Regions from separate parts of the Homo sapiens genome. Here region 2 is linked to region 1. The links are chromatin loops, found by intact Hi-C in ENCODE. Cell type or tissue: PC-9. All regions are shown on one strand. Each heading gives the region's core, and the rest is flanking DNA. Links, peaks and the distances in the headings are about the cores only.

Region 1 (15,194 bases), core at 6,294-8,793:
CAAGAAAAATGGCACCAGCATCTGCTTCTAATGAGGAGCTCAGGCTGCCCACACTCATGGTGGAAGGTGAAGCAAAGCCAGCATGTACTGAGATCACATGGTGAGAAAGGAAGCAAGGGGCTGGGGAGGTGCCAGGCTCTTTTTCACAACAGGCACTGGCAGGAACAAATAGAGCAAGAACTGACTCATTACCATGAGGATGACACCACACAATTCATAAGGCTTCTACTCCCATGACCCAAACACCTCCCATTAAGCCCCACCTCCAGCACTGGGGATCTAATGTCAACATGAGGTTAGGAGAGTCAAATATACAACCTATAGCAAGTAGCCTACATTGTTGTCTGCATTTTCTCTTCTCCCAGCCCTCACAACTTTGTGAATTATGACCTTGCCATTCTGCCAAGGAAACTAGTGATCATCTCAGTGTCAACTCAATGGGTACCTTCCACTTAGCATCTCCTTCCTGGACTTCTTCAATATTGCCCTTTACTGGTCCTCCCCATTCCTGTGGAATGCTCCTTTTCAGTGTGTATCAGGGTTCTCATCTCCTGAATGTTATTGTTTCCAATAATTCTTCTTTGTGAGTTCTAACTGCCTTCTATCTTCCTGGGGGACTTCATTTATCCCAGGTATCAACTAACATCTTAACAACCACAGGCTGAACATGTTATACCCTATGAGGCTCTGTCTTTCACACCCTGTTTCCTCTGCCTGAGGTGTCATTCATTCCTAGACATTCTGAAGACTTTCTTATCAATCTTTAAGACCCAGATCAAGGAGAATTCTCAAATGTCCTTTCTTCTTTTCTATTCTTCCCCCCACCCACCCCTAAGAGAATGAGTTACTCTCTCCTTAGCACTCTCATGACATGTTACACGTATTTTGATGTATGTGTGGATGAGTGTGTGTGTGTGTGTGTATGTATGTATGTGTGTGTGTGTGCTCCATTTATTGATATCTCAAGATTTCTTAGGGGAAGGGACTCCAGCTAGGTGATCTTTGCATTCCCAGCACATAGAAGAGTCGAACCAAGAGGACTGTTTCAGATAGAGAATGGGAGAGAATAGCAATGTGGATTCAGTTCAAGGTTACTTTTTCTTTGTTTTACTCCCAAAGCAGCTAATGAGCATTGCATAAGATATAAATCAGGCAAGGGTGCTGGGAACAAATGCAGCTCCCACTGATTCTCTTTGAAGCTTACAATAGTATGCCCAAAGTTGCTGGTATTGACAAGCAACCAAAGTGAGACATATACCATATCAGAAAACCTGAGAACTGTAGCTTTGCTGCCTTTTATAGCCACAGCCACGTCAGCATCCAGAAAAATCATATACACTATATAAGAAATCAATTTTGCAACTCAAATGGGTGAGCCCCATCCAGCTTAAGGACCAAGTTCCCTAACCTCAAATGACTTACCACATCAGCCCTGGGTCAAACTTCCCTTATTTATACTTATGCTTTAGGGCCTAGGAATTTTCTAGTATGTCTACTTCAAATTTTCTCATGGCCAAAACAGGCCTATATGAATTTCATAAATATTTAATGAATATATTGGTAAATGAGTAAATGACCACTTGGTTAAAATAAAGCATTGACTGTGTAATTCATCACCGAGTCACCCATTGACAGTGGGTGCAAGACAGCTTCACTGAGTACAACTAGCAAAATTTCTCATCACAGATTATTTGAGACGAGCAGTTATCTGAGACAACCCAGGAAGATGAGTCTAGAAAGACTTGTTGAGTTTGGATAATGGAGTCCAATTGATCTATTTCCTACTGTAATTCTGATATTATAGTGTGTTTTAAACTGCTTCCCATCTAGTTGAAAAAGGTAATAACATGAATGATGATTTATTCTGATTCCATTAAGAAACCCCCTTATGAAGGATCTGAGGGTAGAGTGGATGAATGTATGTGTGTATGTATGTGTATTATTCAGGGTTCTCTAGAGGGACAGAACTAACAGGATATATGTATATACAAAAGGGAATTTATTCAGGAGAAGTCACTCACACGATCACAAGGTAAAGTCCCACAGTAGGCTGTCTGCAAGTTGAGGAGCAAGGAAGCCAAAGGTGAATCAGTCTGAGTCCCAAAACCTCAAAAGTAGGGAAGCCAACAGTGCAGCCTTCAGTCTGTGGCCAAAGACCTGAAAGCCCCTGGCAAACCACTGGTGTAAGTCCAAGAGTACAAAAGATGAAGAACATGGAGTCTGATGTTCGAGGGCAGGAACCATCTAGCGTGGGAGAAAGGTGAAGCCTGGAAGACTCAGCAAGTCTGCTCTTCCATCTTCCCCTGCTTGCTTTATCCTAGCCACACTGGCAGCTGATTAGATGGTGCCCACCCAGATTGAGGATGAGTCTGCCTCTCCCAGTCCACTGACTCAAGTGTTAATCTCCTTTGGCAACACCCTCACAGACATACCTAGGAACAACACCTTGCATCCTTCAATCCAATCAAGTTGACACTCAATATTAACCATCACGGTATGCAAATTCATTCAGAGAAACTCAATATTCATTCTGTTTCGATTGCACTTTGTATCCTAAGAACTCTATTTTCAATAGTATCACTTTGCATATGAAATAGCAGTATATCTACAGTGAGGATTTAATAACAACTTGGCTGATTGTCTAAAGATACAACAGAAATATAATTCCCTAAGCAGCAAAGGTTTGTAGAGGGCTTTCTGTGTGCCAAAAACTATGAAAGACTGTTCTTTGGACTCAGGAGCTTATAAAGGTGTAGATGAGACAAAGTATTATGACAACATATATGAAATATCATAAAGCATACATGAAACATTAGGAAAGAGTATATTGAATCATGTGCTCAATTATGTGATTCAAATCAAATGCTATAGAATAGAGATAGTGTGAGAATGACATGGCCAGCACATAATTAGAGGAGCAGCAGGTCCTTTGAAATCAGTTCTAGGTTTAAGTTCTGCCTCTGCACATTAACTTTCACTGTAAGCAAGCTTTAAAAGACCTCTCTATGCCTCAGCTTCCTTATCAGTAGAGATGATTCATCTATTCTATTGACTTGCCAATTCTGCGCCCTCCAAAGTTTTCTTCCATGCAATGTTGGCATCAGACAGAGTAGGTGAGGCAATATGAATACATACATACTTAATTTGTTTATAATGCTTATGGTAAAATCAGAGGAAGATGCACATTCTGTCTCCCAAAGAGGTTGGGCTCAGCCCAACTCCAATATACAAAATCTATAGTCACTCCCTTCAAAATCTGCTATTTTGTCTGTCATTCAAACTCCTCCCACACCCAAGTCTCAGTCTTCCCCAGTGGTGGAATGAATGTGATAGCATGTTATTCCTTGTTGATTACTATTTATTTTTCACTTTAAAGTGTAAAATTATGACCACGATACATAACCAATCAAGTGAACACTGGTGAAGATTTTTCCAGGATAAGAAGCAATAAGTACAAAGCTCTGAGGCAGAAAAAACAGGGATATGTTCAAGATAGAGAGAAAAGGGGTTGGTAAAGCTGGGACATAGTGAGTGAGGGGGACAGTGATGGGGGCAGATCTGATGGGCAGGCAGCCATCAGATCACAAAGGCTAAGTTAGGAGGTATGTGTTTCTTCCAAGAGCAAAGCAAAGCCATTGTAGGCTTAAGGTAGTGAGGTGATGTGATTAGATTCATGATTCAAGGCACATTCTTATGCTGGATCTTTATAAAGGAACCAGAAAAAAAGCATGAGACAAATCAGGAGATTATTTCCATATTCCAAGCTGGAGATGATGGTGCTTAAGCTAAAGTTATTTGAACAAAAAGGAAGAACTTGAGATATATTAAATATGGATTTCTAACAAGCATGACAGATTTAAGGAACAGAATAGCCAGTGTAGCTGGGGAAGTGAAAAGAGTGATGGGAAGGTGAGGTCTGAGAGGTAAGCAAGAATCACATCAAAGAAGCCAACTTAAGGAACTTGCTGCCAATAATTTGGGATAATTTGTTGTCAAATTGAGGGAGGGGCAGGCAGGCAACGGGAAAGAGATAAACTAAAGATGACTCATTTCTAAGTTTGAGGTCAGAGCAAATTAGTAACTGGTTTTACCGTTTACTGAGATGGGCAACTCCTAGGGAAGAATCATTGTTGAAAGTTGAAATTTGGAGTTTTGTGGTAGGCATGAGATAATAATAGTAGCTACTTTGTGTGATTGTTGGGCCAACTAAATGAGCAAATGCAAATAAAGAGCTTCCCCCAACAACTTTGTGCATAATAAGAACTCAAAAATATTGATTGTTACTTTCCTTATCAACATTATTATTCACAAAACTATCTTTGTCAACAGAAAAGTTCCCGAAAGGGGCAGCCTCATTTTTTCCATGAGCTCCCTATCCCGTCACTTGTGGACACCAACAGTGTATGATGCATTCGGTGAAAAAACAAACAAAAAAAGTGTCTGGTTGGCTTCTCTCTCATGCACATGCAATCAACTACTTTTTGAATGGAAAGGAAGTGAAGCAGAAGTAAATGAAATTTACAAAGCCCCTATGCATCTGATTTTATTTTCCATGAAGATTAAGTTTTTCCCAGACGGATTACATTCCTTCCATCATTAGTTAAGCCCATCTTAGTAAAAATTCTATTCAGGAAAATATCTGAGAAAAGCAGTCAATTTGGTTATGCAAAGAGCTTTGCTTTATATAAAATCAGAGTATCTGTTTAAAAGAAATTACAGATGGAAGTGGAGAGTTAGAAATTTCCCACCTCCCTCCACATCTGCCCTCATATCTGCCCCCACCACTACCTCTAGATAATAAACAGTCACCCTCTCGACACATTCATATGCTGAAAAAGGAGCATCGACATAGAAAATAATTGCCAAGCAGAACACAGAGCTTTCGTTTGCCCTCAGGATATAAAATGCACCAGGACACCTTCTGTGAGATGGCTGAGGGGAAGTAATTATTTAGATCCACACTCTTTATCAACATCCCTGAAGCAGAAAGCAAAATGAATAACCAGTAAATAGATGTCACTCCCAGACAATGAGCCTCTAAAAATAAAAGCTAAAAGGGCAAACATCTGTCTTGAAGTTGGTCTTGGATTTTCCTGGCAGAGGGTAGGCAGAGGTGAATGTCGTTGGCCATTCTCATGAAGATCCAGGAAGAAAGGAAAAACTAGAGAAACGCTGCTGCAACATTCTAAAAGCTAATGGCTCTTCAGAATACCTGCATACTGCATGAGACCTCCCAGACTTTCCCTGGATGACGGTCATTTGGTCATCCATCTGGGTGTGTCAGATGAATTTTTCAGGATGATTCTAGTGCATCTGAAATCGTAGGTCTTCATATGCTTGACACAGGCTGATCATTTGTCTTCCTGCAAGAAGTTAAATTTATCATTTTTAATTGACAAGAAAACTCTGAATTCAGTCAAAGCCAAATGTGAGAAGGACTGAGAGTCATTGAAAATGCTACTAGGAAAGGTCTGTTTCCCAAAAGGGCATTTTGCCCTTAAGGAAGCACAAATGAGGTAGGCGTATTTGGGAATGTTTGTTTCTTTACACAAATGCACATTTTTTCTCATATCACCTGTGCATCATGTGAAGTGACATTTCCTCTGGTAATTACGCATTTTCTTTCAGCAGCAGAGGAAATTTTCATGTGAAAGGCACATAACTGTCAACCCATGAAGTAGTGCTTTTTAGGAAACTTAATCCCGGATGCCCAGAGCCTGAATTTTGTTCCTGAGGGTCATATGAAGGTCAACAAGAACATATCTTTTTCTTTAGATAAGAATGCATATCTCAAGCATAGGAGTCCATAAAAAACTAACATGAAATCTTAAAAGTTCCAAACCACAAATATCCCAACACTTAAACCTAGGGCATCAAACTAACCAGTAGCAAAAGGAAATAAGGTTGAAAACAGCCCCAGGAGGCCATTCATCCACAGCTGCACGATGATGCTCTGCAAGTCATGGCAACAACAGGGCAAGAAGGGATGGAGATAATTTTCATATTTGAGATATAGGATTGAATATACACATGTGAATAAAGACAAAGATGTAGGATTGGATACAGTAAGATGCAGTGGAGTTTAAGCAAAGAAAATGCATTCAGAAACCTTTTTTTTTAACTAGAGAAAAAATTATTCGTATTAAAGTGTTAACCTGGGTTAAGTCTTTTTCCAGAGAGCTAACTATGCCAATCTTCTTACTTATAATCACACCAATCTGCTGCAATAAAATCTCCAGAATGCCTGCTTGTGTATTGTTCAGTTGAGAGGAATGTGTTATGCACGCTTTAGTACTGAAGCTGTTTAAAGCTGTAAATAGTTTTATGCTCATATTATCACTTTTAAGAAGAAGAAGAAAAAGATCAAGTAGGCTCTTATCACCTCTCTGTGGTGATCCTCTCCCAAAGTTTTGTACACGCAACTCTTCTCTGAAGTCACAGAACTTGATCCCACGTTCCTCCTTTTCAGCAAAATGACCTGTGACCATAAATGATATCAGGAATCTAACAAAAGAGATACAAAAATGACAGCCATGACATGTCCTCTAGACTCTCCCTGGCCAGTGATGGTCACTGTCTAGGCTCTGATTCAGAGCCTGGGTGCATGGAAGGAAATCACACAATTCCAGGATCTCACAATTTTCTCAAAGACTTTCCAGTCCACAGGGCCAGTGTCAGGGTAGACAGAGGCAAAGATATGCATCCTCCATGAGCATGTATACCCTCTCATTGTAAATTATGGCCAAGTGAGAGTCATTCAGGGAGACACAGGGGAAAGGGACTCTACATCCTTGCTCCTGTAGACCAACATGAGCTCTCTGAGGAGCAGGGGATGGGAGCTGCTGTGTTATTTTACAGGTTAAGTCACATGTCACGTGTCCTTGCTCTGTCCCCTGTTAACAGCAAAGATCCTGTCAAATGCATTCAGTAAGGGATTAGTAAACTAGAGCTGACACACATAGTTCTGGACCCAGAGGGTCTTTGATAGAACCCTGTAGTTCATTCATCTACCTTTAGGAAGAGCTGTGGGGATATGACCTGCGTTGTTTTCTTAAAATAAGGAAATAGGGACATGTGGGAGGAGGGAGAGGAGCAGAAAAGATAACGATTGGGTACTGGGCTTAATACCCAGGTGATGAAATAATCCGTATGACAAACCCCCATGATGTGTTTATCTATGTAATAAATTTTCACGTGTACCCCCAAACCTAAAATAAAAGTTAAAAAGTATACAAATAAGGGAAGTATCTTCAGGATGTGTCTGTGGCTTTTAATCCATGTGCTTTCTGTTTTGTAAGAACTAATTGTGCTGAAGTCCAGCTCTGTGACACTGAAGGTCACCAGTTCCCTTGCTGGCTTCGACTGAATGATTCCCCTGTGAAGTCCCTTGTTTACTGTATTTGTAATTAGCCACCAAGAACTTGAGTAACCGGTTTCCGAGGAGAACATATATCCTGAATCAGTTCCTGGACATTTGTTTGAGGTCTTGTAAGGGAAACTGAAGGGAATTGTGTATTGAACAGGATGGCTTAGACCTGCTCAACTTCTGAGAATTGAGGTAAGTGCCTGACGTCAGCATGATTTCTGTTTAGCAGAAGTGGGAGTTTTAATGAAACCGATCTTTGAGCTAACGAATTTAAATGACTGAACTAAGGTGTCACTTTCAAAAGTATATATTTGAATCCATATGTTTTTTGTGGCTGTGCACATCACTGCTAGAAATTTGCGTTTAACTCGGGTAATATTTGCAGACTGACAGGGGGCAGATGGGAGCCAGCTGCTAAGTGAGAGAATCCACCTGCTTGCCAGTTGGAGTGTGATAGGAAGCAAACGGCCCTGATAGAGACTCTATTTCTAGGCACACTGACAGAGCATTCAGCGAAGTGTCACCACACTTTGCTTCATCTAGATCATCAGGGCAAACCTGAAACTCTATCAGGAGAGGGACCAGACTCTTCCAAGAAGATGGAGGGAACCAGGGACACAGAGCATCCTCCCTACTCAGGTCCCTATTGCTATGGTAAAGGAGGAGAAGAAAGACAGATGAGGTGAGGAGGCTATTCCAGAAACTGCGTGTGAAATGGGTGGTAAGACATTGCCTTGAGGCATTGCTGAAACAATCAGACTTTCGAGTCTAGTCTGAAGGACATAAGACCAGGGAGACCTTGATATGCAGAGATGCTACCCAAGCTTGGAACCCTTCCAGAGAGAGCCCCCCAAACTTTGTAGAATGTACCTAGCAAGTCAAAGCCTCCTTTGTGCCAAATATCTGTGTTCCTGCTCTCTACTTCTCTACTTTCTACTCCACAGCAAAATGTCCAAGAAAATTCGATCTTCCTCTTTGCTCTCCAACCCTATTCCTAGCCTTCAGTTTTGTTTTGTTTTTTTTTGTTTGTTTGTTTGTTTCTGTTTATCAAAGGAGTGGAATGCATCAGGCAAGAAAGTACCTACCTGCTACACCTTATACATTTTCTTCCTGCTTAGCTCAAACCTGTGAGTGCTGTAGCCAGTGAGGTACATTTCATTAAATGGATGAACCTAGACTTGGGGTATGTGGCAATCAACACACAATACTGAAAAATCTGAGTATGGAACAATCACCTGAGAAAACAGGGTAGGACGGCTTAACCCTTGTGTTCATGCTTGCTCACCCAGGACTTCAAACATCCCTGTGCCTCACTGGGCAAGCCCATGGCCAGGGCAAAGGATATGGAGAGGTGCCCCAATGGGAATGTATACCCTAGAGTGTTGTGAATGCTGGGTGCTGAGGCACCTCAAGGACTGTTTTATCCTAAGCCAGAAGAGGCTCTTTCCTGGAATGCCCAGTAAAGTTCTTCCTTGAGTTTGGTCAAAAACCATGCATTCCAAGCAAGCTGCACTCTGAAAGTCAAGTGTGGTTTTATTGCACTTACTGATTTCCAGTGTGACTCATTTGTCTCAGCAACTGGACATCTGTGTCCACAAAATGGAGGGCACCCAGCCAAGTGTGGGGATGTTCTGATGAAGTTTGGAATTTGTGCAACACATTTTTCATGCTCAGCTGAATTATTGGTAGAAAGCAAGATGCTGCCTAATGAACATCCCAGAAAGCACAGGATCCACTTTCCTGGGATAGTAAGTGACTAAGCATTTTACTCTTGCCTGTTATTATAGCTGAAAAGATACAGAGATGATATTGTATAAGGTGCATTAGCATCTTACCGTTGAATTGCCTTTTTATTTTAACGCTTCCAGAGCCTCTTCGTCTACTTTCTCATTGTGCCTTGACAACTTTCTTGTGAGCAAGGAAGTCTGGTATTACATAACTTTCAATGGAGAAAAATCACATACAAATGGGTTTAGACTTGCTTTAGGGTCCCATTACTTCAGTTGGTCTGTGTATCAGAGACATCTTGGCAGAAAATTGGGACAAGTTAAGGCTAATAAATGGAATTATTACAAAGTCATGAGCAAGGGGTAGGAAAATCACAGGAGATAGTGCAAGAGACCAGAGCTGGTAAAGGCAGTTCCTGTTTCCATCCTAGGCCTTGCGGGGGAAAGAAGAGGTAGCAGATACCCAAGGGGCTGTCATAGAAGTGTGTATTTCAGTTAAGGGGTGCAACCAGCCTAAAGTAACCCTTGTAAAGAACCCAGGGGAATAAATACCCAACCTAACTTTCCTTCATACCCCTTCTAGCCTGCTGCTTGTGTTCCCCTCCCCTGACGGCTATTCCTATCACCACCACCACTGACCAAACGCAAATGAAAGCCAGAAGGCAAGAAAGCCTATTAATGGAGTTCAAAGAATGGAGCCACTGGGGAGCATTTCTAGCTGTAGAGTCAGCCTCAGAAATAGTCAGACCTTCTGGTTGCCATTTCATCTGTCATTCATTGTTATCACCTGGATAACTAAAGATAGGCACATTATAAAGAATCCACTCCACGTTTGCTGGTGACTAAATTCCCTGGAGTAATCCTGGCAAAGGTGTGTTTCTGCCTTCAATTCAATGCAGTTCAGAAAGCATGTTTGAGTTCTGTAAAGTGAGCTACATGGTGTTTAAATTCTTATGAAAGATGTGCCAATTAATGCGATGCTGCATTTTCTTACTATTCCCCAAAATATTTACTATGCCCGATCGCATCCCCAACACACAGACACATGCACGCATACACATACACATGCATATGCATACAAATATACACACACAAACATGTAGGCACACAGAAGCATGTGCACATGGGCACAGGCACACAGAGGCACTCACACACATGCACACATGCACATGCATGAAGGCTTGGAATGAAGCACAGCTTGTGTTTCTGCCTCAGATGCCACAAAATTAATTTTAGTTGGAAAACTCCTTGACAGACTTCCAGGAAAATACCACTCAGAACAGCAGAGCTCCTGTTAACATCTGTCTGCTGTTTTCTCAGAGACATCCAATGCCAATCTTTAAGTTTCTGATTCTCAAAGCTTCCTCTGAAATTAGTCACCTTGATGAAGCTCATGATGATATAGAAGCAGCTATTACTAAAAGGAATTGCTACATTTTTGGTGGTGGTGGTGGTGGTGAAGAAGTAAATAAGTACATGGAAGAATAGATAGATGAGTAGATGGATGGTTGGATGGATGGATGGATGGATGGATGGATGCAGGGATAATGGATTGAGGAATGAGTAGAGGGATGATGGATAAATGGATGAGTGGAGGGATGATGAACTGATGGATGAGTAGAGGGATGATGGATGAATGGATGGGTGGATGGATGGATATGTGGATAGACGGATGGGTAGATAAAAGGATGTATGGATGAGTGGAGTGATCGATGGAGGGATGGATTAATGGGTGAATGGATTAGCGGAGGGATGATGGATTGATGAATGAGTAGAGGGATGATGGATGGATGGATGGTTGGATGAATGGAGGGATGGATGGATGGATAAGTGGAAAGTATGTATGGATGAGTGAGTGTGGATGGATGGATGAATGGGTGGATAGATGGAGAATTTTAGAAAGAAGTCGATATTTTTTTTCTTGAGACAGAGTCTTGCTTTGTTGCCTAGGCTGGAGTGCAGTGGCACGATCTCGGCTCACTGCAACCTCCCCCTCCCGGATTCCTCCTTCCTCAGCCTCCTGAGTAGCTGGGATTACAGGCAGGTGCAACCACGCCCAGCTAATTTTTTTATTTTTAATAGAGACCCGGTTTCACCATGTTTGTCAGGCTGGTCTCGAACTCCTGACCTCCTGATACACCCTCCTCGGCCTCTCAAAGTGCTGGGATTACAAGTGTGAGCCATCATACCCAGCCAAAGGAAGACAATTCTATAACAATTAATAAGGGGGAAGAATCTACCTAACACTCACCTCATTATTCTTGGTGAAAAGAAGCCTGAAGCAAAGGCATCTCTGTCTATCACCATTGCATTCAGAGAGGGTATATATCACAGGAGTTCAGAACACAGGCTCTAGATTCAGAGTCTTGGATTTGAATCCTGGACTTAACAACACTTACTAGCTGTGGGACCTAATCTGTGCCTCTGTAATGCTGTCTCTCTGCAAGGAATTGCTTATCCCACTGCATAGCTGGCTTGATCTGCTAGTGATAACAGGAATGCAATGGAAAGGACAATTACCTTAGACCCTGCAGGGATGTCCAAGGGAGAGAATACAGTCATTTGTTTTTAGTTTCTGTTTCTGGTTGGGCCAGTAAAGCCCCTTCCTCATCCCTCTTTTTCACTTATTACTAGCGACAGAAACTAAAAATCATGGCTTCAGACTCTAAAAGCCTAAACAAAACAAAACAGAACAACAACAACAACAAAATAAGGCAGGTTGGACAAGCTTGCTGGTATTACAGGGATGAAGGTTACCCCATAACACCCAAGACATAGTTCTCTGAGAAAATTTTAAAAATGAAATCATGCCCAGACACAAATTTCTCAGAAAAAAAATTGATATAGGAATTACAGCCAAATATCCATGACTGGTTTGGTTAGAGAATAAAATAATCTTTAAAATAATTTTATCACTTATGAATTATATTCATATATTTTATATATATATATATATGAGGAAGCAAATTGTATTTAGAACTTAGAAGTTAGAAACCCAGCTCAGGCATTGCCTGACCTTGAGCAATTTCCTTAACTTCTCTAAGCCTAATTGCAGGTGGTACAAACTGGTTTTGCTGTGGCCAAAACTGTCCAGCAGATTTGATTCCTTTGGGCCACAAATTCTTTTAAGCACATGTGAACTATGATTTTAAAGTTGGGAAATTCCACCAAAGCATCTCAATTTCTAAGTTTTTGGAAAATTTAAAAAGTCCAGCAACAGTGGACCCATATTCCCACACAGCACCCGTTGGGTGAAGCTGAGTCAGGGCTGCCCCCTTTAGACTGGGCCACGTCTCCATAACCCCTTCCACTTTCTACTGGTTACTGCCTACTTTCTCTTCAGTGTTACCTGCTGGCTCTCAAAGCCCTTGGAGTTGTAATCGCTGCTCTCATATGTAAAAAGAAAAATAATGTCTGAGCTGGGGTTGTTGTGAAAAATAAATAAAATCAAGTAAGTGAAGGGCCCAACACATGTATGACACACCATAGCAATGGAATACGAGTCATCTCCTTTCTCTCCCCTGGTCATGTATTCATTCAGCAAATGCTAAGTGTTCACTATATGCCAGATAATGTGCTAAGTGCTAGAAATGAAAACATACATATGACACGGAGCCTGCCCGTGCAAAAGGTTGCATTCCTGTGAAGGGAGACAGACTTATAAACAAAGTATAAGACCCATCTGAGCAGGCTACTCCATCTTTCCAACCTGTGATGCTTCCTGGAGGGCATCTAAAAGAGTAAAGAGAATTTGGAGGAGTATGTAAATGATTCCTTTAAAAATACTGCTCAAGGTAATGAGGCATGCTCTAACCTGGGATAAGGGAGTCTCCTTAGCGGGTTTTCCAAATCTATTCATTTTACCAAATTAGACACGTTCTTGTAAATTTCATTTACATTTGATACTAGAATGGGCAATTATAGGTCTTACATGGCAAGATCAGGGCACCTTGAAGGAACACCTGGATCCTACTTCACTGACTGCAAAGAGATTAAAATAAAACCTTGTCACCCTAGTCAGATGGAGGCAATGAAGAGAAAATGGAATCATAAAAGCCCAGAATATTAATTCCACCTCAGTCTTCCTTTTAATATCAAGCATCCCTGGATTTGGGTTTGCAGAAATTCACATTGCTGTGTCACATAAGCTAGAATCTCCCAGAGGGGCACAGAGCGCTTTGGGGCGCATTCATTATACATCAGCATTACACAATGCATTGTACAGCGTCAGTGCCAAAGTCATAATATGCCCTGTGCTCCACTCCCTCCCCTATTTCTCTATCCTAAGGCTGACTTTAGCCTACTCATCACCATGGCTATTATTCTTCTTTATTCTTCTCAAAATCTGCGATTTCATCATTTTACCCTTTTCTACAGGCTTCTGAGATCAGTTTGTTCATTCGTATAGTTGGCCCCAGTAACAAAGCTAAAACTTCTATATTCACCGGATTTCCAGAATGTGAATGTTGGGTCTTAAACCTTATGGTCAAATAATATATTTTTTTATTTTAAAAAATCATTGCAGTATAGAAGAAAAAATACATGGCTTTGAGGCCAAAGAGATCCAAGTCCAAATCCTTGCTTTCCCAGTTATTAGCTCAGTGACAAAGGACCCAGCCTCTCTGAGCAGTTTTCCCAATTGTTATACAATTTATGGTAAAAATCATGAGTAAATTGCATGAGATCACCAGAAGTCATAACACATAGCAGGCACTCATCAGGATACTTGTCCATCATCACAAAATAAGGTGTGATTATTGGTTTTACATATAGTAGCTTACCCTCATATGCTGCCTAATGTAAAGGCACTTGGAGAGGCGATTTCACATGTACCCCGATCTTTACAAGAAACTATTTACTATTTGAGAAACCTTTGCTCAGGGAGATTAAGTAAGTGCTTTGTGTGAATTAACCTATTTGATTCTCATGACAGCTTATTATTATCTTTATTTGATAAATGAGAAAACTAAAGCATAAAGAGTTCAGGCAACTGGCCCCAGGTCATAGTGAGTAAGTGGTGGAAATGACATTCAGTCCCCGTCTGGTTCCAAAAACATGCTCTTAATGAGAAGGTCATTAAGAGCATAAGGTCATTCAATAGCAAATTTTGAGAAGAATGAAAACATAACCATGGTGATAAGTAGGCAGAAGTTAGCAAGGGAGAAGATAACCAAGCCAGGACTACCTCATCCCTAATACACTCACACACATCCCCCCCTCACACACACACACACACACATACACTCAGAATACACACATACACACACTGATACACAGAGTTTCCCCAGTGCTTTAGAATGGGTCTGGTTATGGCTCGACCCAGGAACTGTGAGTCCCGGACCAGGTGAGTCTGGGGACATTATTGTCTAGGACCCTGTAGAGCACCCCACCGTGACTACCACATTAAACCTCTCTAAGACTTCTGCATAACTGACCCAAATCCTGAAATACGTCTAGAACTGAGCAGACCTCATAGATCCCAACCCCTGAAATGGAAGAGCTATGTGCGTATATATATATTTTTATCTCCCTTCTCCCAATATGCTTTATATTCATTCACAGGCATCTTAGGGAAGCAAATGTTGAAATGGGAAACCCAACCTCATAAATTGTGCTGCAGTTCCACCAAACGGCCGGTCACTCAACACACGTTGATAAGAAAGTCCCATGATGGCACTGAATGTGCTAGAGTCCCCCTGGAATTTCAGGTGGTGCAGAGCTTGGGGTGGTGCTCCGCCACGGGGGAGAGAAGGGACCCTGTGTGCCACAGAATTCTGAGGAGCCAGGACATATGGTAGAGGAGAGAGACGCAGCAGGGAAAGAGGACAGAAGTTGAAAACATCTCTCCTCATTGGTAATCACTCATTTCAGCAGCATTTTAACCCAAGAACGTGATCTCCTGATATAAACAGGGCAGAGCCATCTTTGTCAGGTGATTTGAGGAATAGTGAGAATGTGCACCTGGCCTGTTCCAATAGCCCATTCTCACTGGTGTTCAAATGTCACAGCTAGATCATCTTGTTAGGCCCCCTTCTTTTTCTATGTTTTTGAGAGGGAGTCTTGCTCTGTCGCCCAGGCTGGAGTGCAGTGGTGCGATCTCG
Region 2 (15,194 bases), core at 6,853-9,352, 110 kb after region 1:
CAGGTCCTTAGAGTGGGGATGTTTCAATATAAAGGTTTCATCAGGAGCTTCCCTGATTGTGCAGCAAGCACTTTGTTTTATGAGAAAATGTTTGACTCTTCTTACTGGTGGATATACAGAGGGGGACAGAGGAATTCCTATGTGATGTTTAGGTGTGTGACAAACACCTACAGTGAAGATGAGAATATCTCCATCCTGAAAACAAACCTAGAGCTAGCAAAGGGAAGGCAAAAGATATGGACAAGGGTCCAAAGATTTCACATACACACTGTGTGTCAGATAGAATACTAAAACTATCATGGTAAATCAAATCCGTTAAACACACTTAAAATACCACAAACATTAGCGGAATCCTATCTTATAAACAATACTTATTTTAATCAGCCTTTCCAAAAACTTTTTTTTTTGAGACGGAGTCTTGCTCTATCACCCAGGCTGGAGAGTACAGTGGTGCGATCTCGGCTCACTGCAAGCGCCACCTCCCACGTTCATGCCATTCTCCTGCCTCAGCCTCCCGAGTAGCTGGGATTACAGGCGCCTGCCAACCACGCACGGCTAATTTTTTGTATTTTTAGCAGAGACGGGGTTTCACCGTGTTAGCCGGGATGGTCTCAATCTGACCTCGTGATCCACCCACCTAGGCCTCCCAAAGTCCTGGGATTACAGGCATGAGCCACCGCGCCCAGCCCTCCAAAAACTTTTAAAGTATCAGCTAGATCACATCAAAGTTCAAACTTTCTGAAATAAGCTAACAGCCCCCTAAAAACCGTCTGGGATGCCTTGGGAGATAATTGGAGAATTGAAAGACATTTGTTAAGTTTTTGCAAACCTTTGGAATTCTCAAATATCTTAGTGATCATAGGAGTGTGGACAATGCTTTCTCTCTTTTATGCCTTTGAATACAAATGACGAATGTGGTCATAATGACAAAAGGGAAATGCCAATGATCTAGGGTCCTCTGATTATGTCTACAAGGGAAAATGGCTCAAAGACCTAAATGTTCAAGCAAAAACTATAAAACTGTTAGAAGAAAAATAGGGGAAAACCTTCACAACATTAGCTTTGGCAATGATTTCTTGGATGTCACACCACAAGTACAGGCAACTAATAGTTTCTCTATTTACAATTATAGAGACAAAGTAGATTGATGGCTGCCAGGGCTGAAGGACGGGAAAGTGGGGAGTTAATGTTTAATGGATACTGAGTTTCAATTCTGGAAGATGAAAAAGTCCTGGGATGAATAGCGCTGACAGTGGCACAGCAATGTGAATGTACTTAATGCGACTGAACTGTATGCTTAAAAATGGTTAAAATGGTAAAAATTTTTGTTTATCTTAAATAGATAAATTATTACGGTGAGCATTTGTTCACCGTATCAAAAGACACTGTCAACAGACCAAAAAGGTGATCCACAGGATAGAAGAAAATATTTGCAAGCAATATATCTGACAAAGGGTTAATATCCAAAATATGAAAAGGACTCCTAAAACTCAACAACAAAAAATAAGCAACCAAGTTAAAAACATGGACAAAGGACTTGAATGGAAATTTCTCTATAGAAGACATACAAATGTCCAATAAGCACATGAAAAAATGTTCAACATCACTAATAATTAGTGATATGGTTTGGTCCTGTGTCCCTACCCAAATCTCATCTCAAATTGTAATCCCCATGTGTCAAGGGAGGAACCTGGTGGGAGGTGATTGCATGATGGGAGAGGTTTTCCCCATGCCGTTCTCATGATAGTGAGTGAGTTATCACGAGACCTGATGGTTTAAAAGTGTGTAGCACTTCCCCCTTCTCTCCTGCCACTATGTAAGACATGCCTTGCTTCCTCTTTGCCTTCTGCCATGATTGTAAGTTTCCTGAGGCCTCCCCAGCCATGCAGAACTGTGAGTTAATTAAACCTCTTTTCTTTATAAATTATTCAGTCTTTATAGCAGTGTGAAAATGAACTAATACAATTAGGGAAATGCCTATCACCACAATGAGATGCCACTTTATACCTGATTGGATGGTTACTATCACATGCACACACAGAGAAAATAAACATTGGCAAGGATGTAAAGATATCAGAATCCTTGTGCATGGCTAGTGGGAATGTAAAATGGTGCAGCCACTTCAGAAGACATTATGGCAGTTCCTCAAAAACTTCAACAGTGAATTACCATAGGATCCAGCAATTCTGCTTCTGAGTATATAACCAAAAGAATTAAAAGCAGGAACTCAAACAGGTATTTTTACACAAATGTTCACAGCAACATTATTCACAATAGTCAAAAGATGAAAGTAACCCATGTGCATACACAGAAGGATGTATAAACAAAATGTGGCATATACAAACCAACAGAATATTATTCAGCCTTAGAAACAAAGTACATTCTGATACACACTACAGTTGGAATGAACCCGAGGACATGGTGTTAACTGAAATAAATTAGTCAGGAAAGGGCAAATATTGTGTCTCCTCCACTAATGTGAGGTACCTGGAGTAGTCAAATTTATAGGGACAATGTAGAATGGTGGCTTCCAGGGCTGGAGGATAGGAAAATGAGGAGTTAGAGTTGGATGGATACAGAGTTTCAATTCTGGAAGATGAAAAGTCCCGGGGATGAATCGTGGTGACGGTGGCACAACAATGTGAATGTACTTAATGCCACAAAACTGCAACTTTAAAATGGTTAAAATGGTAAATTTTACATTATGCATATTTTACTACAATTTTAAAAATAATAAACACTTTTCTTAAGAAAAAGAGTAATGGTACATATAATGAATTCTTAAAAACCCACTTTGGCTGGGTGCGGTGGCTCACACCTGTAATCCTAGCACTTTGGGAAGCTGAGGCAGGCAAATCACTTGAGGTCAGGAGTTCAAGACCTGCCTGGCCAACGTGGCGAAATCCCATGTCTATTAAAATTACAAAAATTAGCTGGATATGGTGGCACGCACGTGTAATTCCAGCTACTCAGGAGGCTGAGGAAGGAGAATCGTTTGAACCCAGGAGACAGAGGTTGCAGTGAACCGAGATTGCACCACTGCACTCCTGCCTGGGCAATGGTGCAAGACTTTGCCTCAAAAAAGAAAAAAAAAAAAAATGCTTTAATCTTCATTACATATGTATATCAGAATTAAGGACTTTAATTACACAGAAAATTTACGTGCATTGAACCAGTCTTTTGTGGAGGTGAATAATCTGCTCGGAAATTTTATTTCCATTAAGTAAAAGAGCTTGAACGAGCTTGTTGTGGTCACGCATTGGAGTGTTTTACTCTGATCCATGCTCTGTGACTGTCTTCTTCATCCGTGATGGTCCTCTTTGTCTTGCCCTAGTACAAACACCACAGAACCATGGATACTGTGATTCTGGGTTTCCCTACAGCTGATTGGAACAACGATAAGCACCTGACTGAAGATGGGTCAGTAAGTCAGAGACCTTTGCCAATAAATTTGGAATTGGGAAGAAAACAAAATGATGACAGGAAAGAACAAAGACAGAGAAGTTGTGATAGGCAGCCTCTGAAAGGGCTCCCAGTGATCTCTATCCACTGGAGTGGATGTCTCTCCCATCAGTTCAGTGTGGGCTGAAACTAGTGTCTCATTTCTAACAAATAGAAGACCTAAAACTGAGAGAATGTCATTTCCATGATTAGGTTTCAAGAAGACAGAGACTTCCATCTTGCGTTTCATCTCTGATCTCTTTCACTTGCTCAACCTGATGGGAACCAGCAGTCATGTTGTGAACTGCCCTAGAGAGGGGCCCATGTTGCAAGGAATTAAGAGGGCTTAATAACCTTCAAGGAACTGAATCCCGCCAACAGCCAAGTGAGGGAGTTTGGCAACTTCATTAGTGAAGCCTTCAGATGAGACTGCAGCCCTGGTCAACACCTTAATTGCAGCCTCGAACGAGACCTTAAGAAAGAGGACCAGCTAAGACAAACCTAGATTCTTGCTTCCACAGAAACTGAGATAATACATGTTTGTTGCTTTAAGCCATCAAGTTTTGGTGTCATTTGTTACACAGCAATAGGCAACTAATACAGAGAAACAGAGGCAGTGACCCTTTTGGAAGCAACGTTTAAAAGATATGAACACAGCAGTTGAGGACGACCACACTATGCCATGTAGAGGAGGGTGAAAAGAACTGAGTCTTAAAAGAAAAAAAGCCTTTAGGAATAGGCACGTGAGAAGCAGATGCAGAGTGTGAGTGAGAACACAGAGTGGGTTCCCAGTGGCTTGCCAGTTCTCCATTCCAGTCCTTCCCAAGGCCTGGCTGCACTCCTGTCTTTGTGTTCTGTGAAATCTCTGGTACTTCATAATAAATTGTCTTTATTTTCTTTATTTATCTCAGTTGGTTTCTATAACTTGCAATCAGAATCCTAAAAGCCTAGGATGTATCAAGTTGCACAGCTGTGATTTTTGAAGGCAGCCAGACACTTGACAATGAGTTTGGCAGTTTAAAGAGGCTCTTGGCTTCAGAAGCACCCAGATGTTCTGAGCCACCTGACTTTGGGTCATAAGAAAGCGAGCCAACTTCAAGAGTATCTAGTTCTCAACCTACTGCTCTAATCAATGATCAACCATGGCAAAATCTATTCCGTGTTAGGTGGTTTGAATAATATTTGTTCAGAGCTTAGAGATCCCAGCTGAAAGCTGTTTGAAATACACAATATTGCTGTTGACACAGAACAAACTGTTATCCTTTCTTCTAAAGAACACAGTGATATTTTTGGAAAGCCCTTATTATATTACATGATGGAAATACATATCCAGATGAGGCATATTTTAATTCTTAGAAACAGCCTAACTACATAAAATGTACTATTCTCTCTTAATCCAGTTAAATCTCTTTGGTGTTTTCTGTTTTAAAGTCGTGTCACTGCCTAATCACTCACCATCTTAACAAAATTCAAAGCAGTTTACATCTTACAGGCTTGGTAATAAAACAGAGACTTAAAAGCAATAAACATCTTTGAAACAATTCATCCAGCCCTAAAATGGTGCCAGAATGAGTTTTGGAATGATAAGTTTGAATTTAAAAATCAAAATTTGCTCTCAGGCTGGGACTTAAAATGTCACAAATACATTTTCATAGCTAAGTTATAAACCTTGAAAAATGGCCTAGATGTCCAAGCAAATACAGATGCACTGCAATGCTTCTTCAATGCTGTCAGGACACCCACTTGGGGTCTCTTCATGCATATATCCACATGCATGTGTGTTATCTGGATTTTTGCCTTATTTCCATGTGTTTAACATTCATTCTTATGTTGAAAGAACATGTTTGGCATGAGCACCGTTTATCACTGGTGCTCCCCTACTTCCCCTTGTCTCCAGGCTCCTTGACCGTGGTGAACACCCCATTTCCCCTTCCTGAGGGCCATATCACACAAACCTCGAGGTCCCAGGCAACAGGAAATGAGCAAAGTGTCATGCATTAGAGCAAGAGAGTATGTTAAGAGAGGTTGAGTAAGCTTGTTGTGGTCACGTTTTGGAGTGTTTTACTCAGGTGCACGTGACACCAACAGCCTTCTTCATCCACGAGGGTACCCTCCTCTTGCGTATGCTGACTCTACCATGCTGGTACGCCATGAGTCTGCAGCTCCACTGCAGCTGACTGCAACAACATTAAACATCTGACATAGAAGGCATTCCAACTCATTTTCTTTATTTTGCAATTGTTTCTAAGTTGTTATTATTCAATTCATCCTCAAAACAAGTTCTCAGGGGTAGAGTTATCAATCTCTGGTTAGACTTTTCTTCCATCCCAATCCAGCCTTAAACTATAATTGCTTGGTGTCCTGTCCTTCCAGTCCCCATCTGCCCTCTATGCTTAGTTGATTGTCATACCCATCCATGGGCAGGCAGGTTTTTTCTACCTGCTCAGATGATCAAATTTGCATAGTCACGATTAGCAGGCCATGGGAGCTGGGATCTTGGCTGCAATTGTCAATTGTTCTACCATTGACAATTGAATAATAGCATAAAGAGTTATCTCTTGAATAATAGCATGAAGAGTTGTTGTCAGTTCTGACATTTATGATGACAATAAAATAAAGAATATCTGGATAAGAATATTAAATGAACTATATGGAGTTTGCTAATTTTTTTACTTTGGAGAATATGTGCCTGTGCATAGCCTCAGCTCATGAATGTGTATCTCCCCTACAATACCAAATAGCCATTTTCTAGTCCATCAGCTTGGAGGCCTCTTCCTCCCCAGATGCTCAACTCACTCCTTCCCCTTCTTCAGGTCTTTCTGCTCAGGCGTTGCCTCGTTGTAGAGGTTTTCCATCACTGTCCTCTATCAAATAGCAATCCCTGCCCCTCTGCCACATACCCTGTCTTCCTTATCCCTCTTTATTTTTCTCTATGCTTCTATAACATATTATTATTCATCTTCCTTCACTAGAACCTAAGAACCATGAGGGCACAAACTACTGTGTGGCCACAGCCTGGAACACAACCTGGCATTCAGGAGGCTCTCAATAAACCTCTATGGTAGGAATGCATACAATCAGTATATATTCAAATACAAAAAAATCAAAATTTCAGTAAATCATGGTTCTAATTCTTGATGAAGCTTAGTTGGCACAAGAACTGTCTTACTTGGCTATTTGGGATATCTCTCTACAACTGATGTTGCTCATCTTTTTGCTGTATTCTTGCTCCTGTCACACTGATCTATATCAGGTTGCTGCCTTGTATTATATCTGATTCACAGAAAAGTCTCGCTCTCTCTATCTGCAACTACTCAAAGTGTTCATTATAAGTCAAGTTTTGATCAACTCTATACCTCTAATTATCTCCATTACTGATAGCTTCTGTGCAGCTCTCTGCAGTGTTAGAATTAAAAATGTCCTCCTTTCTCAAGTGTACTCTGCACAAGTGGTGGATGAAAAGTCTAAAGCAGCTTCCTTCCAGGTTCTGCTTTGCAGAGCATGGGTTTATGCATCACCCAGACCCATGTACTTGCCTTGGTGTTGCTTAAAGCCATGGAGCTTGGTTGCTGCTACTACTTCTGCTACAAATGCAGGGCTCTGATCTGTTTCCCTTTGTTGCTTGGGTGCCTCCTCTTCCACACAGGCCGTGCAAATACCCTAGTGCTTCCCTGTCTTTGCTCAGCGCATACATGAGAAGTGTGTAACTGTGAAGTGGAGGGTACTAATATACCACACAGGCAAATTTTAATCAATAGGAGACAGAAGCCGGTAAAATAATAGTTCTTCTTTTTTCCCTCTGGAGTGATGATTGAAAGACACAGTAGCATCAAGCATCCTCTCCAAAGCTTCCCAGGACACTAGGCAGTCCTTTCTTCATGAAGTGCTGCCACCTTGGAGACCCTTCTATTTGCTCACCCTCCTTCCCTGCCTCACTCCAACTCTTTCTCACTCCTCCTTCCTGGGATTCACTCTTCAATAACATGTTGGCACAAAAGCCTTATTTCAGGCTCTGTTTCTAGGGAATTCAGGCTAAGGTTATATATATAGAGAGAGAGAGCTTTTAGAGGAAATAAAATAACTTTCAGGGAAAAAAACACAAAAATGTAAAATAAAATAAAAGCAAAGACAAAATAATAAAACAAAACAGTAACTAAAATTGTTTCATTGCCTAAAAGTTATTATTGCTTTTATTTCCTATGTCATACCAGAAGAAAATTTTTCTAAGTAGAGTGGCTTGATTTTGCTGGATAATTATTTGGATCCCACTAATATGTATGCTTTAAATGTACTTCAGAATACACAATGTCTATTCATATACTTCGTTTCATCTCATCAATAATTAGGAGGACAGTCACTGTTGGACGTATTAAAGAGTGAGCTCAGTTCTTACTCCCATACCACCTAAGAATCCTTTGAAGATAAAGCACTCCTGACCTAAGAATGAAATAATAATGATAGTAATTTCAGTCTGCGTGATTAGAGAAGGTAGAGATCTGTGGTCCAGCAAGGTACTGTAGGCTCCTTAAACAGATCACATTTTGTCTTACGTGTATTTCTAGCTCTAATAAAGTTAATTCACATTGCTTGTGGGTTCTCTATAATTATATTATTCAGATTTGTTTTTTGAAATATAAATTTTCCATGATGTTAGTAAAATAAAGAGTTTTTCTTAAAAGCCAACTTAGGAGTTTGAAACAGCATATTCAGAGCTTAGTGCCACAAAATCAAAAGAGGGAAAAAAAATTGCCTAATGAAGTAAAGAGTCTAGGTATGATCTCAGTCATACCTGGGCTCTGTACCTGGCAGGGCATAAACCTTCAAAATTTGAATGCTGAACAGCTAGTTGTGAGTTCCTTTAAAAGTCAGTACAGGGGCAGGCGACCTTTGGGGAGTGGCGTCTGTGAGTCAGTCATTTGGAAGTTGGAACATATTCCCCATGGAAACAATATCCCACATAGTGACTAAGTCCCCATGCCAATTCCTCAATGCTTATTTAACCCAAAATGCACTTGAATCTTATCTCTGGAGGTTATTTGGGTGAAAGGAAGACAAGGGAACAGAGAAAATGGACTTCCTCTGGTTTTCCTGGCTCAGAGCTCTCTTACAACTTTTGAAAAAGGACAAAATTGGCCAGGCACGGTGGCTCATGACTGCAATCCCAGTATTTCAGGAGGCAGAGGTGGGCGGATAGCTTTAGTTCAGGAGTTGGAGACCAGCCTGAGCAAAGTAGTGAAACCATGTATTTACCAAAAATACAAAAACTTAGCTGGGTGTAATGGCGCACATCTATGATTCCAGCTACTTGGGAAGCTGAGGTGGGAAGATTGCTTAAGCCTGGGAGGCAGAGGTTGCAGTGAGCTGAGATTGTACCACTGCACTCCAGCCTGGGTGACAGAGTGAGATACTGTCAAAAAAAAAAAAAAAAGAAAAAGAGAGAGAGAAAGAAAGACAGAAGAAAGAAAGAAAGGGAGAGAGAAAGAGAAAGAAAAGAGAGAAAGAAAAAGGAAGAAAGAAAGAAAGAAAAAGAAAGAAAGAAAGAAAGAAGAAAGAAAGAGAGAAAGAAAGGACAAATTTGGCTTCAGCCTCATCTCACCTTCCTCCCTTCAGCTGTTTCCTACCTTTCAGATTTCCTCCCAAAGACCTACCTCTCAAAGCAGGGCACCCACAGTCACTCCACACCCACCACCTACTGCTCCATCAGAGCCTGCACCCCGAGGTCTCTCTGTGATCATAGGACCTGCCCCTGCTCAGAGCTGCCCCTCACAGATGCTCAGGATGGGCACAATTTGCCCAACTACTTCACATGACTATGGGACTAGCCCATCACATACCATCACCCTGCCAGGAGCTTAGACCGTCGAAACAGGTTGGTTTTACACAAAGAGGTGTTAACATAAGAGTATTTGTTAACGTATTACATAAGCTGAGGAAGTATCCCAGGGCCTGACACACTTGAGGTGACCACCCCTATAGAGTAGACCATATTGTGGATATATTGCACTGCAGTGATGCACAGATTTCCAAACACCAAGAGAGAGAGATCAATTAGAGTCGTTTTTTCAGCTCCTAATTCCCTATCAAATGGCAGGTCGTTTAGGGCAGATTGGTTTTCCAGAACTCTGTCCTCTGTATCAGCTCCCCTGAGATGACTCAACTCTCCATGGTTTCTTTACTTATGAAATTACACACGTCTTTTTTAAAAGAAACAAAGGTTGGATGTGTTTTCCCTGCCTCCTATGGTTGTGCCAAGGGCCTCTGCTAGAAGGAAGAAAAGACAGACAGAGCAGGCCTGGACAGCAGTTGTCACCTGGACACATGGATGATTGGTCATTGGGGACTGATTATTGAATATATAAAATAAAAATCTGGCTGAGTATAACTTTTGTTTTAGGCAAAAATATGAACTTCTTTATTTACCAAAATATTTAAGTCATAAAAAAACCAGACTTTTTGCATTAAATGCAGTGATTAATGTTCTGTCCTCCTCTAAGTCAGCACAATGAATGACTACATTTGCTTCTTGAATGTAGGAGCCCCCCAGTCCTGTTGACTCCCATCTCTTTCTTCCCCACCTCTAGGACCTAGAGCAGGACTTTGAGGACAAAAGGTGTTCAATAAGTGGTCTTATTAAAAGTCAGTTTACCAAAACTCCTACTTTCTTCTCTAAAAGCCACTAAATATATCCAAGGGTGGAAAGAAACTGCAGATAACCAACGACAAGGCCTTTTTTTCCCTCTTAAGTGTGGTCTTTGGACCAAAACCAATTGTGAATCAAAACCAAGCACATTTCTGACTCCCACTACAGATGAGGTAGATAATGTCAGCTGGGAGCAGGTGGGAAGGGTCGCAGCCCAGCACTGTCATCTGAGCCCGTTACTCCAATGAGCCTGTTAGAATGCTACAATCCAGCATCTTAGAAGGCTGCATATCCTTGCAGATAGGGGAGGAACAAAAAAGAATAAAAGGGGCCATATGGAGCCAGGAGCTTGCCCCCTGGATCAGCAGTTCAGGATGGGCATGAGAGCACTCTGGGTGCCTGGAAAATAGGCTGTGCCTGGCAGTCAGGGAGCACCCTAAAGGAGGACTGAACTGCTGAAGCACAAGACAGACGCAGGAGGCAGCAGGCAAGGCCCTGGAGAGGAAGCCACTAAGTCACCAGGAACCCTCAGTGTTGAATCAGCAACTGCAGTTCCTTAGAACATTCCAGAAGTGTCCTTCTCTCTCTAAGACGAAAGATACCTCCCACCCACCTCCACACTCTCCCTAAGTTTCAAGGCTCTCTCTGTTATTGTGTGGATGATAAATTTGGCATTAAATGAAAGTACTGTTATTAGATGTGTATTGAGCACTCATGTTCCTGCCTTATCCTTCTTTCATTATTTATGAAAGATGAGGAAAGCTCCAACCTGTCTCTCTGAGATAAGAAGGGTGAGATAAGAGGTGGGAGATCTCAAACAAGAGCCTGGTCAGCCACAGCCACGGCAGTGACAAGATGCTCCAGAGGAAAGTGGAACCCAGGGCTCTGGACTACATCAGCATCACTGCCCACCTGAGGCTCTCCTATCAGCCCTGTGATGGTTAATACTGTCAACTTGGTTGGATCAAAAGATGCAAAGTATTGTTCCTGGGTGTGTCTGTGAGGGTGTTGCCAAAGGAGATTAACATTTGAATTAGTGGATTGGGAGAGGCAGACCCATGTTTAATCTGGTTGGGCACTATCTAATCAGCTGCCAGCATGGCCAGAATAAAGCAGGCAGGAGAAGATGGAAGAGCAGACCCACTGAGTCTTCTGGCTTTCACCTTTCTTTCCATGCTGGATGCTTCCTGCCTTCAAACATCAGACTCCAAGGTCTTGAGCTTTTGGACTTACACCAGTGGTTTGCCAGGGGCTCTTGGGCATTCAGCCACAGACTAAAAGGCTGACCTGTTGGTTTCCCTACTTTTGAGGTTCTGGGATTTGGACTGGCTTCCTTGCTTCTCAGCTTGCAGACAGCCTATTGTGGGACCTCACCTTGTGAATGTGTGAGTCAATACTCCTTAATAAACTCCCCTTCATATATACATCTATCCTATTAGTTCTGTCCTTCAACAAAACCCTAATACAAGCCCCACCCTGGAATTTGTTTTACAAAGGAGATATCTTTCCTTACAGTCTTCTCCTGCTTGGTTATTGGTCTAGTGTGGATATTTGCCTTCTTGTGTTTTTGAGACATGATCAAATGACTGGATGGATAATGTGTGTGTATTTTTATTGATGAGGAACCTCACACATAAGAAAAGAAACCTGATAAAGTCAAGCCAGGAAAAGCGCAGAACATGGCATTTGCTCCTAAAGAAGGCCCTCATGAAGTAGCTTTAAACAAACTTTGCTTCCTTCAAGAAACCACCTTCTCTAGAGAATACCTGTTGGAGAGATTAAGTATCACTTGCCCCATGAATTTCAGCGTGATTCATTCGGCAAGCATTACTGAGTGCCTGTTATGTGCAGGGCTCTCTACTAGGCATGGGTAGACAGTGAGTGAAACTAGACACAGTCTTTGCCTCCCAATTTTAAGAAAATGCCTCCTGATTGGTAAAAATCTGGAGACCTCTCCTCCTTTGGCCCCTGGAAGGGAATATGATATTCCTAATAAAGACATTGTCTTTCCTATGAGACACTTCATAATTTGCTCAGGAGGGGAGCTCAGATTTACACTAGAAGAGAAACTGTGAGGTCTCCAGTGAGTTTGGGGTAACTGTGAAATGAATCATTGCCAGTTGGTCTGTGGGAAGATCAATTCCCATACAAAGCACCAAACAGAAATTCTGGAGCCAACTGACATCTGCACTTTATTCCTCCTCTCAGTAGCATCACCATTCAAGTGGCTGTTACACTTTTTATTCTCCACCTGCTTTTGGTGATTTTACTGAAGGTGAACAAGCTTGAGGAACCACCTGAAGAAAGAAGGAAACCTGCCCTTCTGAGCTAGTCTTTTAGATAGCAGCACTGAGCAGCGCAGATTGACGGGATCAAAGCTGTTGGGGTCAACTGCAACTACTGGTTCTGCTGTTGTCTGGTCTATTCACTCACCCCTTCTAGACTAATTTCTGGAGACTTTAGCAACTCGTTTTTCAACAAAATGCAGATGACTTCATTTTACTTTGCCTTAAGCTTTATATAACCTAATACTTAATATGCGCTGAGTAATTCTACTGTACCCCATCAAAAAGCAGTCTGCAAACATCCCAGAATATCACGTCACTTTGACTTGGATCATAATAACCTATTAACCCTCTTACTGAAATCTCAGTTTTGTGAAAACTTGTATTCTAGAACCCTGTTGAAAGCTACAGAGTTGACCCAAATACCCTCAGCAAGGCTTTTTATATTTTATATTTGGCTTTCAATAGCTGGAAATGCCACAGCTTCACTTCAGGTTGGTTTTAGGGTTGTTTAGCTGCTGTCCTTTCCTCTAACACCTAACTCATTATCTTAAAAGCCTAGAAGAGTTAAATCATAAAGTCTGATTGTTCAGGGCACCTTAAATGGTCAGAGTACGGAGCTTTCAGCAAAACCTTGGGGATTTTTCCAATAGCAGCCAACCATAGCTGTACAAACACATTGTAATGAAACTTGACTGTGTCTTGCTGTCAAACAAGTATATGTAGGTATAGCACTGAAAAACTTGTTTGAAAGTCTATGTCCCTGGGGCTCTTGGAGGAAGGCTGTCTTCTTTTGCTGCCTATACTTCGGGGAACTGAAGTCAAAAGCACAAAACAACATAGTCAGTTTGTCTCTGGGAATGCCTAGCCCAGTGCAGTGTTGCCTTGTTACAAGTTCCTATGACATTTACCATTCCCTCGTGACAAGGGGCCCTCACCTTCATTGTAGGACATCCCTCTACTGACTCATAAGGTATAATATTAGAAACCTTTTCTGCTGGGTTTCTCATGCCTATAATTCCAGCACTTTCAGAGGCCAAGGCAGGAGTATCTCTTGAGCCCAAGAGTTAGACACTAGCCTGGGCAACATGTGAGACCCCATCTTTACTAAAGAAATAAAGAAATAAAAATTAGCCAGGTGGGGCAGCACATGCCTGTGGTCCCAGCTTCTCAGGAGGCAGAGGTGGGAGGATTGTTTGAGCCTGGGCTGTCAAGGCTGCCATGAGCTGTGATCATGCCACTGCACCCCAGCCTGGGTGACAAAGCAAGACTCTGTCAAAAAAAAAAAAAAAAAAGGTCAAAAGAAACCACTTTCTGATATAATACAGACATTTTATTTTCCTGTGAGACCCTTATTTCTGCTGATTCTATAAGATCATTTGAAACAGGTTTGCCCCACTCTGGAGTTTACTTCTTCATATCCATGTTTCCTTTACAGAACCAGAATTATCTTTCTTTTCTTTCAGGAACAAGTTTCTTTGACACACTGTTTTATTTCAAGCTTCTCATTTTTATTCAGTTACTACTTTCATTTGTTTATTCATTCTTTCAGTAAGTGTTTGTTGAAGGTCTGCTAGAAGCCAAAAATCATTCTCGGGCCAAAGATATGGTAGTGAAAAAGACAGACAAGATCCCTGTTCTCATACAGTTTATAGCTTAGGGGATAATAATAGCTAGAATCATTGAGTGCTAAAGACTTTACACTCATTACCTCCTTTAATTCACACACAGTCATATGAGGGAAGCATTAATATCCTTATTTTACAGGTGAGAAAAGTGAAATTCTAAATAGCATGCCCAAGGGACCCCAGCAATCAGGAAGGAATCCGCAACTGAATTTGGATCCACTCACCTCTGCTAGTTATCAAGATCCAAGCAGGGGACCCGGCGTTGCCTGTACCCCACCATCCAAAACTCCTGCTCACACATGTGCCTTTCCCCTTTCCTTTGGCATTACTATCACACATCTCAATTGCCTTTCTTGATTGTCTCAGAGTCTCCCCAGTAATTCCCACTTATACAGAGCAACGGCTATATCTATATTCATGGTTACTTTCAACACATGATTACCAAATGGGAAAACATCTGTAACATAACAGGTTTCCTTTCTGTCTTAATTATGGGCCTAGCAATCAGAGGAACTTTAATATTTAATATCTAAGCAAAATACTTAATGATTACAAAGTGATGTTCCACTTTTGATGTAAAATCAGAGCTGAAGTGAACTCTAAGAAAATCAACTCTATTTGCCTGACACAGAGGCAGGCCAGAGGCTGGAAGAAAGAAGGCATTTAAACTCATTAGAGCTGACCTATATAACCAACTTGGGTCTCAGCTCTGGTTTTTGCTTTGCTTTTGGTTCATGAATTATACAGGCAATTTAACTCATGAAGATAAATGAGGCTTTTCATTGTCAATACCCCTCCACACCCCATGACGCAGATAAGCTGATAAACAGGCTGCTAATTTTATTAACATTTTGCAATGTATGATTCAGTGTTGTTCACTGTAAAAACCAAGCTTCCTTACTTTAAATATTTACCTTCTTGCCCCATTGTGCTTTGCCTCCAGTAAGAGTTGGAGTACTGCCAATATTGTTCTCCCTGTGATAGGTGACAGATTTCAATAATTATCAGAGTATATCACTAAGAGATCTTTTTTTACATTAAAATGAAATACCAGGACTGCCTAACAGATGACAGTTTGAAACTAAGGGGGAACAATTTCTATTTGTAATAAATTATCTTAAAGATCCCTGCCTATGAGTATTTATAGAGGGTCACTAAGAGTAGCTTGACTTTGCCAAACCTGTTTTAAAAGGAGCCACC

Evidence for each region. Hi-C counts contacts between places; a loop is a spot of excess contacts. Peaks named below come from ENCODE experiments on the same cell type or tissue, not always from the same donor. Only the 100,000 strongest peaks of a DNase experiment are listed, where the experiment ranks them.
Region 2: a loop joins it to region 1, with 5 times the contacts of the local background. A loop is called at or near these places in 4 of 110 quality-filtered maps.

What each region holds. Positions count from the first base shown.
Region 1 is chr13:34,340,567-34,355,760 of GRCh38, forward strand. It overlaps LINC02343 (long intergenic non-protein coding RNA 2343), which reads left to right and starts at 7,477. Exons shown (of 4, transcript NR_146542.1): 1 at 7,477-7,558. In PC-9, for the core only: no CTCF peak of the experiment used is centred there; a DNase peak (open chromatin) is centred at 7,425; H3K4me3 peaks cover 1,164 bases; H3K27ac peaks cover 2,500 bases.
Region 2 is chr13:34,454,596-34,469,789 of GRCh38, forward strand. The region is part of intron 2 of LINC02343 (long intergenic non-protein coding RNA 2343); the gene reads left to right. All of the region lies in intron 2 of LINC00457 (long intergenic non-protein coding RNA 457), which reads right to left. Among named protein-coding and RNA genes, the nearest start is that of LINC02343, 110 kb to the left of the region's middle. In PC-9, for the core only: no CTCF peak of the experiment used is centred there; a DNase peak (open chromatin) is centred at 8,356; H3K4me3 peaks cover 355 bases; H3K27ac peaks cover 1,929 bases.